Regions from separate parts of the Homo sapiens genome. Here region 1 is linked to region 2. A link is an interaction called in ENCODE POLR2A ChIA-PET data of the cell type or tissue named here. Cell type or tissue: CD4-positive, alpha-beta T cell. All regions are shown on one strand.

Region 1 (5,000 bases), 56 kb before region 2:
CGCCACCATACCCAGCTAATTTTTTTTTTTTTTTTTGTAGAAAAGGGATCTCACCATATTGCCCAGGCTAGTCTTGAACTCCTGGCTTCAGGTGATCCTCCCATGTTACTTTGTATTTTTTTTATTTGTCTTTAAATGCTATCTCCATTCTTAAACACTCATGTTACTTTGCATTTTGTTACTTTTCATATGTGGATGCAATCTACATATATATACACACACACATATATATACACACACAGATATATATATATACACACATACACACATATATATATACATACACAGATATATATATACACACACACACAATCTCTTTGAAGTCCACTCCATCAGCCAATCCAATCATACACTGATGATCATGAGGATGGATGATAACTAACATTGACTGAGAGCCTACAATATGCCAAGAACAGCTCTAAGCTCTCTGACCCACATTAATTTCTTAGTCCTCAGAACCTTACGAGATAGTTAATATTATCTCCAATTTACAAAAAGGGAGAGTGAAGCATGAAGAAACTGATAACCTACCCAGGTTACTGGTAAATGGAAGAACTGGGATTCAAACACATAGTTTAGCTAAAAAAATCAATACCCTTGACCACTATTTCAGTCCTCTTTGCATCTCCCAAAGCATCTAGAACAGTAAATATCAGTAGATGGATTGAAATGACATTCTCGGCCGGGTGCAGTGGAACATGCCTGTAATCCCAGCACTTTGGGAGGCCCAGGTGGGAGGATCACTTGAACTCAGGAGTTCAAGAGCTGCCTGAGCAACATGGCAAAACCCCATCTCTACCAAAAAAATATAAAAATTAGCCGGGCGTGGTGGTGCATGCCTGTGGTCCCAGCTGCTTGGGAGGCTGAGGCAGGAGGACTGCTTGAGCACAGAAGGTCAAGGTGGCATTGAGGTGAAATCACGCCACTGCACTCCAGCCTGGGTGACAGAAAGAAACCCTGTCTCAAAAAAAAAGAAAGAACATTCTCATTCCTATCTAGTACCCTCTCTATTCCCAAACACTGCTTAACTGTGTCAGAGACGAACAAGCAGCACCAACTTCTTTACGAAGCCATTCCCTCAGTACAATTCCATGCCCCCAAGATTGTTCTGGCCACGCTCTGTGATGTGCTTTGGATCCATAAGCATTGGGTACCATACTAACACCAGTTACAAAAGAAAAAGCATTGTTCTACCCTGCGGAGAAGCATTCTTCAAGTTCCACAGGTTCATTAAAAGCCATAAAGAATAATGTTTTTAGAAAGGAAATAAGGGCAGAAAAGCAGTTTAAAGTACCAGATAAACACAGTTGTTACAAGATACATTCTAAAACTGCTGAGAAATGTTAGTACGACTCTGTAACACATCAGATATCCATTTCTATTTACTCATTTCTTTGGCAAATGCTCTTGCCACATGATTCCTGACAGAACCAGCTCTTTGATTAGCAGGGTCGTGGTCTGCAGCTCTCTTTCTAGGCCCTGTTATCTATACGTCATACAACGTAGTTAGCTTCACAGTGGGTCTGAGAACTTCAATAAGAGACCAGAGAGGTGAACTTGACACTACTATTGCACTTTGAATGCATCCTCTTCCCTGACAGACTGCTCACTCGCACTTTCCACTTAGCTCCCGTTTCAGGACAAGAGGAAAACCAGGAGAATAGGAAAGGAAAGGAAGAGAGTGGGGAGGCGTGACCATGACGGCTCTGCCCATGGCCTAGCGCTGCCACAATCATTTGGTCAGAAAAACATGAAAAGCAACACTTTTTTTTTATTTTTTATTTTTTGCGATGGAGTTTCACTCTTGTTGCCCAGGCTGGAGTGCAGTGGTGTGACCTCGGCTCACTGCAACCTCCGCCTTCTGGTTTCAAGCGATTCTCCTGCCTCAGCCTCCCGAGTAGTGGGATTACAGGCACCCGCCACCACACCCAGCTAATTTTTGTATTTTTAGTAGAGACAGGTTTCACCATGTTGGCCAGGCTGGTCTCAAACTCCTGACCTCGTGATCCGCCTGCCTTAGCTTCCCAAAGTACTGGGATTACAGGCATGAGCCACCGCGCCTGGCCGGAAAGCAACACATTTAATGGAACATGTGAACCACCGGTACTCTATTCTCAGACTACGCAAACAGCTGTGTCACTGTTCTCTCTAACCTGCTCTGGTCCACTTACCAAAACTCACATCCACAAAGGTGAGGTTTCACTGTATTTGAAGTCTCCTTCCCATTTCCTATGATTTTACACACGTGGCAAACTGACTTTCTTCTCTTCCCTACGTATGTTAAAAAGCTCCATTTTGAGCTGAGCAAAGAGAATTTAAATTAAAACAAGGAAAGGGAGAAAATGCAGTTTTCGAATTCCCATGCCAAATCAGGGACTGCATTTACCAAGTCTAGGCCTGTAAAGGGTAAAATGTCTGAAGCTTCAGGTACTCTACTACTAAGCAAGTCAAAACCTCAGAAATTCTGTTGAACACCTCACAATAATCAATTTTAAAACTTTTATTGAGTGCTTACTATATGCCAGCAGGCTAGGGGCTTTAAATGTTATTCCAGTTGATCCTTAAAGCAACCCTCTGGAGGTATATTATCTCTGTCTAAGAAACTGAGGCTTGGAATTTCAATATGAGCTATTGTTCACATAGCTAATAAGTGACAAAACAGTATTTGAAGCCAAAGTCAATGCCACTGTCGGTACATTGTGGCTGCCTCCATAAAGCTTCATAAAGCTAAAAGTTAACTGGGACTAAGCACAGTCACCAGTAGTGTAGCTTATTTTGTTTTTGTTTTTTAATATTTAATAGTTCCTTAAAATCTACAACAATATAGCTATAAACTTAAGTTACTCTGGAAAAATCATCAGGATGATATGGGACCTTTTTACATACATTTAGTACAAAGCCATCTGGGCATTAGGTTTTATGATTCTCAGGACAACAAAAAAAATACAAAAATAGAAACGCCACCTATAAAGCTGTATCTCACCCAGAGAAATACTCACCTTTGAGAAGTGCAACTGAGAGCTGGTCAGTGTTCAGGTTATTGACATATTTTCCCAAATAGGTATTGAGAACCCAGGCTACAAGGCCTTCCAACATGACTATATCCTCAGGAAAAGGTGTTTAGAAATCATGGATCATTCTTTATTTCTCTCTTTCATGGTCACAGAAAAATCTATGAAAGGAAAATAATGAAAATCAACATAAAAACAGGATGATTTTCTAAGCCAATTTCCTCCTCTACCTGCCTGAAGGTAGATGAATGCAAAGCACAGATGTTTTGTTGGGTTTTGTTTGTTTGTGTTTTTGTTTTTGTTTTGAGACAGTTTCGCTCTCGTCACCCAGGCTGGGGTGCAGTGGCACAATCTCGGCTCACTGCAATCTCTGCCTCCCGGGTTCAAGCGATTCTCCTGCCTCAGCCTCCCAAGTAGCTGGGATGACAGCTGCCCACCACCACACCCAGCTGATTTTTTGTATTTTTAGTAGAGATGGGGTTTCACCATGTTGACCAGCCTGTCCCAAACTCCTGACCTCAGGTGATCCACCCGCCTCAGCCACCCAAAGTGCTGGGATTACAGGCATGAGCCACTGCGCCCGGCTGCAGATGTTTTAAAAGATGAGGCAAGAAGCTCTGTAAGATGTCCCCATCAGTAACTGGAGGGCCAAACCAAAACACCTACATTCTGATGCTGCTTCAGGGAATAGTCACTCTTAAATTTACCAAAAATTACCTACAATTCAAAGCTGTCTATCTTTTCAGTGTAACTGTCCATTGCTTGCTTATGTTGATTTACCTTGGGATTAGACTGCCGTGATCAGAGGTTCTCCTATGGGCATAATTTAGTAATCTCTGGAGGCATTTTTTATCATGACTTAGGGGCTGCTACTGGCATCTTGTGAATAAAGACCACGGAAGCTGCTAAACCTACAACACACAAGACAGCTCCCACAGCAAAGAATTATCCAACCCAAATGTCAACAGAGCCAATGTTAAGAAACCTTATCCTAGATTAAGACAGAAAATGCCGTAAGAGATTGTCTGAATGAAATTCATGAAAGAGGCCGGGGGTGGTGGCTCACGCCTGGAGTCCCAGCACTTTGGGAGGCCGAGGCAGGTGGATCACCTGAGGTCAGGAGTCCAAACCCAGCCTGGCCAACATGGTGAAACCCTGTCTCTACCAAAAATACAAAACTTAGCCAGGCATGGTGGCAGGCACCTGTAATCCCAGCTACTCGGGAGGCTGAGGCAGGAGAATCCCTTGAACCCGGGAGGCAGAGGTTGCAGTGAGCCAAGATCACACCACCGCACTCCAGCCTGGGTGACAGAGTGAGACTCCATCTCAAAAAAAAAAAGAAAAAGAAACTCATGAAACAAACCTGAATAAAGTTGGGGGTGGGGGGAGAATTCACATTCTTTAATGATCCTCATTTAGGCCGCCCAAATTAAATGTCTCAAATTTGTTCATGAGGATCACTTATAAAATAATATACATGGGAGAGAGGCGACAGTGCTTTATCACTGTTCTTAAATGTCCTGGAACTGCATTACTGGTACCTGGGCACCAGATGACGCTGATACAATGAACAATCTTAGTCGATTATTACAAACCCCAAACTCCAGAAATCCTCTGGCTCCAGCCACGGTATTTAGATTTTGTAGGTACTACTGCCTGTTATAATAACTGGTGTTTACCAGTATTACCAAAAAAAAAAAAAAAAAAAAAAAAAGACTAATTTTAGTATTACAAAAAGTCAACATGAGGGAAACTGAGACACAAAAGTTTAACTGGGTTCTGAGATTGCTCAACTAGAAGATCCCAGTGGAAACTGTGAGCCTCAAATCTTGTTCTGATCCACCATGTCAGTCATCAGCCACCCTGCCAGGCACTACAGACTTGCCATGGCACGCATCCCACTGGAGCCAGCCTACTTTCAGGATCCTCTCCAAGCACGCTGCCCCACCTCTAGTGATTCATCTTAGTGCCAGAAGATACACCTATCCC
Region 2 (5,000 bases):
GGCCCTGGTCATAGACCCATGTTACAGAACATGGGAACTGGGCTCTTCCTGCCTTGGTTTTAGCCAAGAACTGGCAAGGCGAGAACACACCCCAGGGCAGCGAACTGCCCGGCTTTAGTGGGGTGTTAGATGGCCCGTGTGGGCCTTGCAAAGGAGGGGGCCTCCATCCTGCCTCCAGGGTAAGTGTGGGGAAGCTGACCTGTGACTCCTGGGGCTGGCAGTTCACCCCCAGGCTGGCACCAGGCCCGTTCCTCAGGAAGCCTTACATGGGGAGACCATGGCAGGCCCGCTGCTGTGACAGTGTGACAGAGGCTTCGGTGGGGCAAAGGAGAAGAGTGCAACAGGCCAGATGTGGTCCTCCTTGACAGGGACCTTGGGCTAACTCACAGGGACTTTGCTCAGAGGAACACTGGAAGGGTAATGTGACCCCAAAACAGAGTCTGGGTGAGTGGACAAAACCCAGGGGCCGGGGTCTGTGAGCAGCCCAGCCAGAGGACGATGCGGCTGTGAGAGCCTGCAAGAAGGTGAGCTTCTGAGAGCTGCCGAGGGCCGAGCTCCAGGAAGAAAAGACCCCGCTGGAAGAGTAAGGCTGACCCGGTCAGTCAGGTTCCACCCTCCCTGCACACCGTCCCCTCTCTTCTGACCCCACGCCCCCTCACCCTGGAGGACTCAGGAAGCACAGCTGGTGGACAGGGCTGCAGGTATAAGATTCGCTCAAGACTAGGACTCTGCTGGAGCCCTTAGCTGGTAAGGGGCAGGGCCAGGTGGCCAGGGCAGGTCTGATTCTGGAGTTTGCGTCAGCTCTTGGGGAATTGAGCAACCCCGGGTCAACTGACTTGCTGCTTGTCCTGTTCCCAGGCCAAGGCCCTGCAAGTACCCGAGGTGGGGGCCCTCAATGCCTTCTCTTATTTATAAATAGCGAGAGAGGAAGGAAAGAAGGGAGGCCTGGAGGAGAAGGAAAAAGCTGAAAGCACGGCATCTGTGGTGCCCTCTGCTCTTCCGGCCGCCATTAGCACAGCCTTCTTTGGGGATCTTCATGGCTTTATTATTATTTTTTCATTTATAGAAAGAGACCGGGTCTTGCTATGTTGTCCAGACTGGTCTTGAACTCCTGGCCTTAAGCGATCCTCCTCCCTCAGCCTCCCAAAGTGCTGGGATTACAGGCGTGAGCCGCTGTGCCCGGCCTTCATGGCTTTTCAATGTTCCGGAGATCCCTTTTAGATGCCGTACCCTTGGGAAGAGGTCATGCTCCCAGCCTTCCCCAGGGGGTCCCCCCTGGGCAGGGATCTACCCGCTGAGAACGGAAGATGATGCGGTGGGGAGGTGGCCACAGGGAGAAGCTTCAGGCTTTAGGGGTCGAGATCAAGCCTTTACACAGAGCTGGAAGAACAGAGACTGTTCAGATCCAGGAAAAGTACCTACTGTGTGCAGGCACAGTGCTGGGCACGTTCATATACCTTCTCTTTATTTTATCCTAGCACTAACGCAATGAGGTCAGGATGATCCATTTTACAGATGCAGACATTGAGGCTTGGGAGATTTCGTGCAAATTGTCCAAGGTCATGCAGCCAGTGAGCGGCACTCCAGGAGCTGATGGCAGCAACATCAGCCTCTGTGCCCTCTGACAGTTTTGTACCCTGTGATCTTGTCCTGCTCCCTCATTTTACAGACAAGGAGCCCACAGAGGGGAGTGACTCTTCTGTGAACACACTGTGAGCAGGGGCAGGTGGTTCAGTGACTCTCCCAGGCAAAAGGGTCTCCAGGGTCTTAGGGCAGGGGCCAAAGCTGTGGGGAGGGGCAGAGGTATCTGCCCAAGGACCCAGGGACCCCCACACAGAGGAAACCCTCTTCAAGCAATGCGGAAACCACGTCATTTGCATGGCGGGTCGCGGGGCCCCTAGGGCGTGGTGGGAGGCAGCAGAGGCATTTGGGTCTCAACCTTGGGGGTTCACAGGAGCCCCATGGACTGCAGGGTGCAGCTACATCAGGCCAGGTCGTCACAGCAACGCCAGGGCCAGTGACAGCGGAGGCCCGTCTGCCGTCACGGAGAGGAATGGCATCTGCGTTAGGAAGGACTGACCACATCACAGGCAGGCAACCCGGGGGTGACACATCCCACTCCCGACTCGCTGCCTGTGATGTTGCTTTAGAAATGAGCTGGGGGCAGACAGGAAGACTGGGCTGGTATCCGGTTCTTGGAGCCAGGCTTTGTGCTAAATGCCAGGGTACAAAGACGCCGGGCATGGTCCCTGCCTGCAAGGAACCCTGAGTCTAATGAGAGACGCCCCAGCCTCTCCCACCGTCACCCTCCAAGGGGCCTGCTGATGTCGCCTGCTCCATCTCCCACGACCCCTCCTCCTCGCTGCCCTCAGCATCTCCTGCCAGCTGCAGGCTCCTTGGTCTTGGTTCCCAGCCTTCTGTCCCTTTCAGATGGACCTAAGCCCCCTTCCTACAATCAAGCCTGACTCTCCTTAAAAGCTTCCAGCGGCTGCCACCACCTGCGCAACCTCCTTAGCCCCTGCCAGCATCTCCCACCTGTATTCATCACTCACCTGTTGCTGTCACAACACAAAGCAGCACCTGGCTCCTCCGCCCCCTTCTCCATGCCCGTACTGCTGCTGCCTCTGCCCAAACGTCCTGACCCGCCACCCCCGACCTGGCAGTGCTGACTTCTCAGCTTCTTTCAAGAGTTCCCTCTGCCATCATTTCAGGGAGGTCAGAGGTCCCTCCTAGGGGCTCCTGTGACAACCCGGGTGCATCTCTATACTGCCCACACCCGACCAGTTTTGGTTAATTATTGGTTCCCTCGTGCCTCCCCGCAACCTTGACACCCTTGTATGGGCGCTGAGCCAGACACAGACACGTGGGCTTTGATCCCAGTTCTGCCATTCCCCCACCTCCACTTTATCATCTATAAAATGGCGACAGAAACAGTGCCCCCTTCACAGGGCTTTATGATTCATGAAGTCAGTATACGTGGCGTGCTTGGCACCGTGCCCGGCAGTGGAAAGAGCTCAGTGTCACCCGTGCTTCTGCTACTCATCACCCTACACACAGCCAGCACACAGCCCACAGCTGGCGTCTCATCGATGCCGAATTGCTCAACAGAAGCAAAGTTTTAATTTTCAATTAGTTGAAATGAGCTGGAGCTAGCATGAGAAATGGGCAGGAAATGGACTTACAAAGAGAGGGGGCGGCGTCCTCAGAGCAGCAGACTGAGTGCACCAGTGTTCAGGTGACAGCGGCTCACGGTCTCCTCCACCACCACCTCATTGGAGGGTGAGGTAGGCATAGCGCTCAGGAGCCTGGCCACCTGGGGTGGAGTCTTGGCTCTGCCTCTAGTGAGCTGCAAAACCCTAAGTACGTCAGTTAATCTCTGTGCTTCAAAGGCCTCTTCTGTAAAATGGGGATGATGTTCCCCTGCCCCCAGGTAGCTGTGACAAGGAAGGGCACTCTGTGTAGTTAATGCATCGGTCTCTTGCGCATTGCACCCAAGAAGCACCCGCTAAATGTCAGCTCTTCTTTTTTTTTTTTTTTTGGAGACAGAATCTCACCCTGTCACCCAGGCTGGAGTGCAATGGCGCGATCTCGGTTCACTGCAAACTCCGCCTCCCAGGTTCAAGCGATTCTCCTGCCTCAGTCTCCTGAGTAGCCAGGCTAAATGTCAGCTCTTAGCCCTCGGCTCTCTGTGCCCTGCCAGCATCTGCCCGCCCCTAGGGGAAGTGACAGAGAGCAGCCCTTTTGTTTTCACCTCACAGTCAACGAAGCCAAAGGTCTGGGAGGAGCTCGAGGGGTCTGGAGGCACAGGGGTAGCAGCGCCAGGCAGGCCCTGGAATCCTGCTCCCCCACACTAGTGGGGGTGCAGCCAATTTCATACCTGAGATGAGCAACCAGCCCTGCCCAGACTCCTGCCCAACCCAGCCGGGGTAACCAGCCAGCGGTGACCAGGACCGGGCTGGCCCTGTGACCGACTGCAAAAGCTCCAGGGACAAATGGGGTTGACACTGACCAGAATCAGTCCACTGGGGCCGGGCACGGTGGCTCCCGCCTGTAATCCCAGCACTCTGGGAGGCCAAGGCAGGTGGATCACCTGAGGTCAGGAGTTCAAGACCAGCCGGGCCAACATGGCGAAACACCATCTCTACTAAAAAAAATACAAAAAATTAGCCAGGCGTGGTGGGGCACGCCTGTAGTCCCAGCTACTTGGGAGGCTGAGGTGGGAGAATCGCTTGAACTCAGAAGGCAGAGGTTGCAGTGAGCCAAGATCACACCACTGCACTCCAGCCTAGGCAACAAGAGCAAGACTCCATCTCAAAAAAAAAACAGAATCGGTCCATTGGGCTCAGGGCTCAGGGCTCAGGACAGGCAGAGCTAAGGCCAGAGAGGCCGCATGTTGCAAAAAGCAGGTGGAGAGAGCATGCTCCTCACCTCCTATGTTCCCACCCTATATCCACGGCCCAGTCCAAAGGCTTCCTCCTCCTCCCTCAAGCCTCTCGCCCCTTCCTTCCTGTTCTCTGCTTCTTCACCAACCCAGAGCTGTCACCTGAACCATGTTGACAGCCTCCTCATGGGCCTCCCTGCCTCCAGTCTCTCCATCTCATCTGTGCTTCACACTGAGGCCACAGTGATCTTTGCCCTGTCACTCTCTTGCTCAAAAACTATAATGGCTCCCCACTGCCCCAACTCCTGATAGGAGTGTGTGTGTGGTGGCTGAGAGCATGGACACTGGAATAAGGATGCTGGCTTGAATCCACACTCCTCCCCTCTTAGCAGGCAGCCTTGAGGGGGTTTTGTTTTGTTTTTAAATAAAGGAGTTCATAGACCTCAGTCTTTTCATCTGTAGAATGGGACTGATAAATGCACATACCTCCTGGGGCTGATGGGAAGATTAAATAACACATGTAAAGTATTTAGAAAATTCCTCCCAAATTATAGTTGCTACAGTTTTCTCAATGTAATTGGTACTACTCCTCCATAAACTGGCCCTAAACTTACAGCCT

Evidence for each region. ChIA-PET counts read pairs that join two places held together with the same protein. Peaks named below come from ENCODE experiments on the same cell type or tissue, not always from the same donor. Only the 100,000 strongest peaks of a DNase experiment are listed, where the experiment ranks them.
Region 1: POLR2A ChIA-PET joins it to region 2 with 5 read pairs; 3 of 35 experiments call an interaction of 5 or more read pairs at or near these places.

Annotation. Positions count from the first base shown.
Region 1 is chr1:12,232,363-12,237,362 of GRCh38, reverse strand. It overlaps VPS13D (vacuolar protein sorting 13 homolog D), which reads right to left. Exons shown (of 70, transcript NM_015378.4): 2 at 3,000-3,172. The coding sequence starts at 3,096. Among named protein-coding and RNA genes, the nearest start is that of VPS13D, 4.8 kb to the right of the region's middle. In CD4-positive, alpha-beta T cell, no CTCF peak of the experiment used is centred here; no DNase peak of the experiment used is centred here.
Region 2 is chr1:12,176,333-12,181,332 of GRCh38, reverse strand. All of the region lies in intron 1 of TNFRSF1B (TNF receptor superfamily member 1B), which reads right to left. It overlaps LOC124903844 (a long non-coding RNA gene), which reads right to left. Exons shown (of 2, transcript XR_007065466.1): 1 at 3,183-5,000; 2 at 1,024-1,380. Among named protein-coding and RNA genes, the nearest start is that of TNFRSF1B, 12 kb to the right of the region's middle. RefSeq lists an enhancer at 1,466-2,433. In CD4-positive, alpha-beta T cell, no CTCF peak of the experiment used is centred here; DNase peaks (open chromatin) are centred at 825, 2,072, 3,012 and 3,272; H3K4me3 peaks cover 2,228 bases; H3K27ac peaks cover 4,608 bases.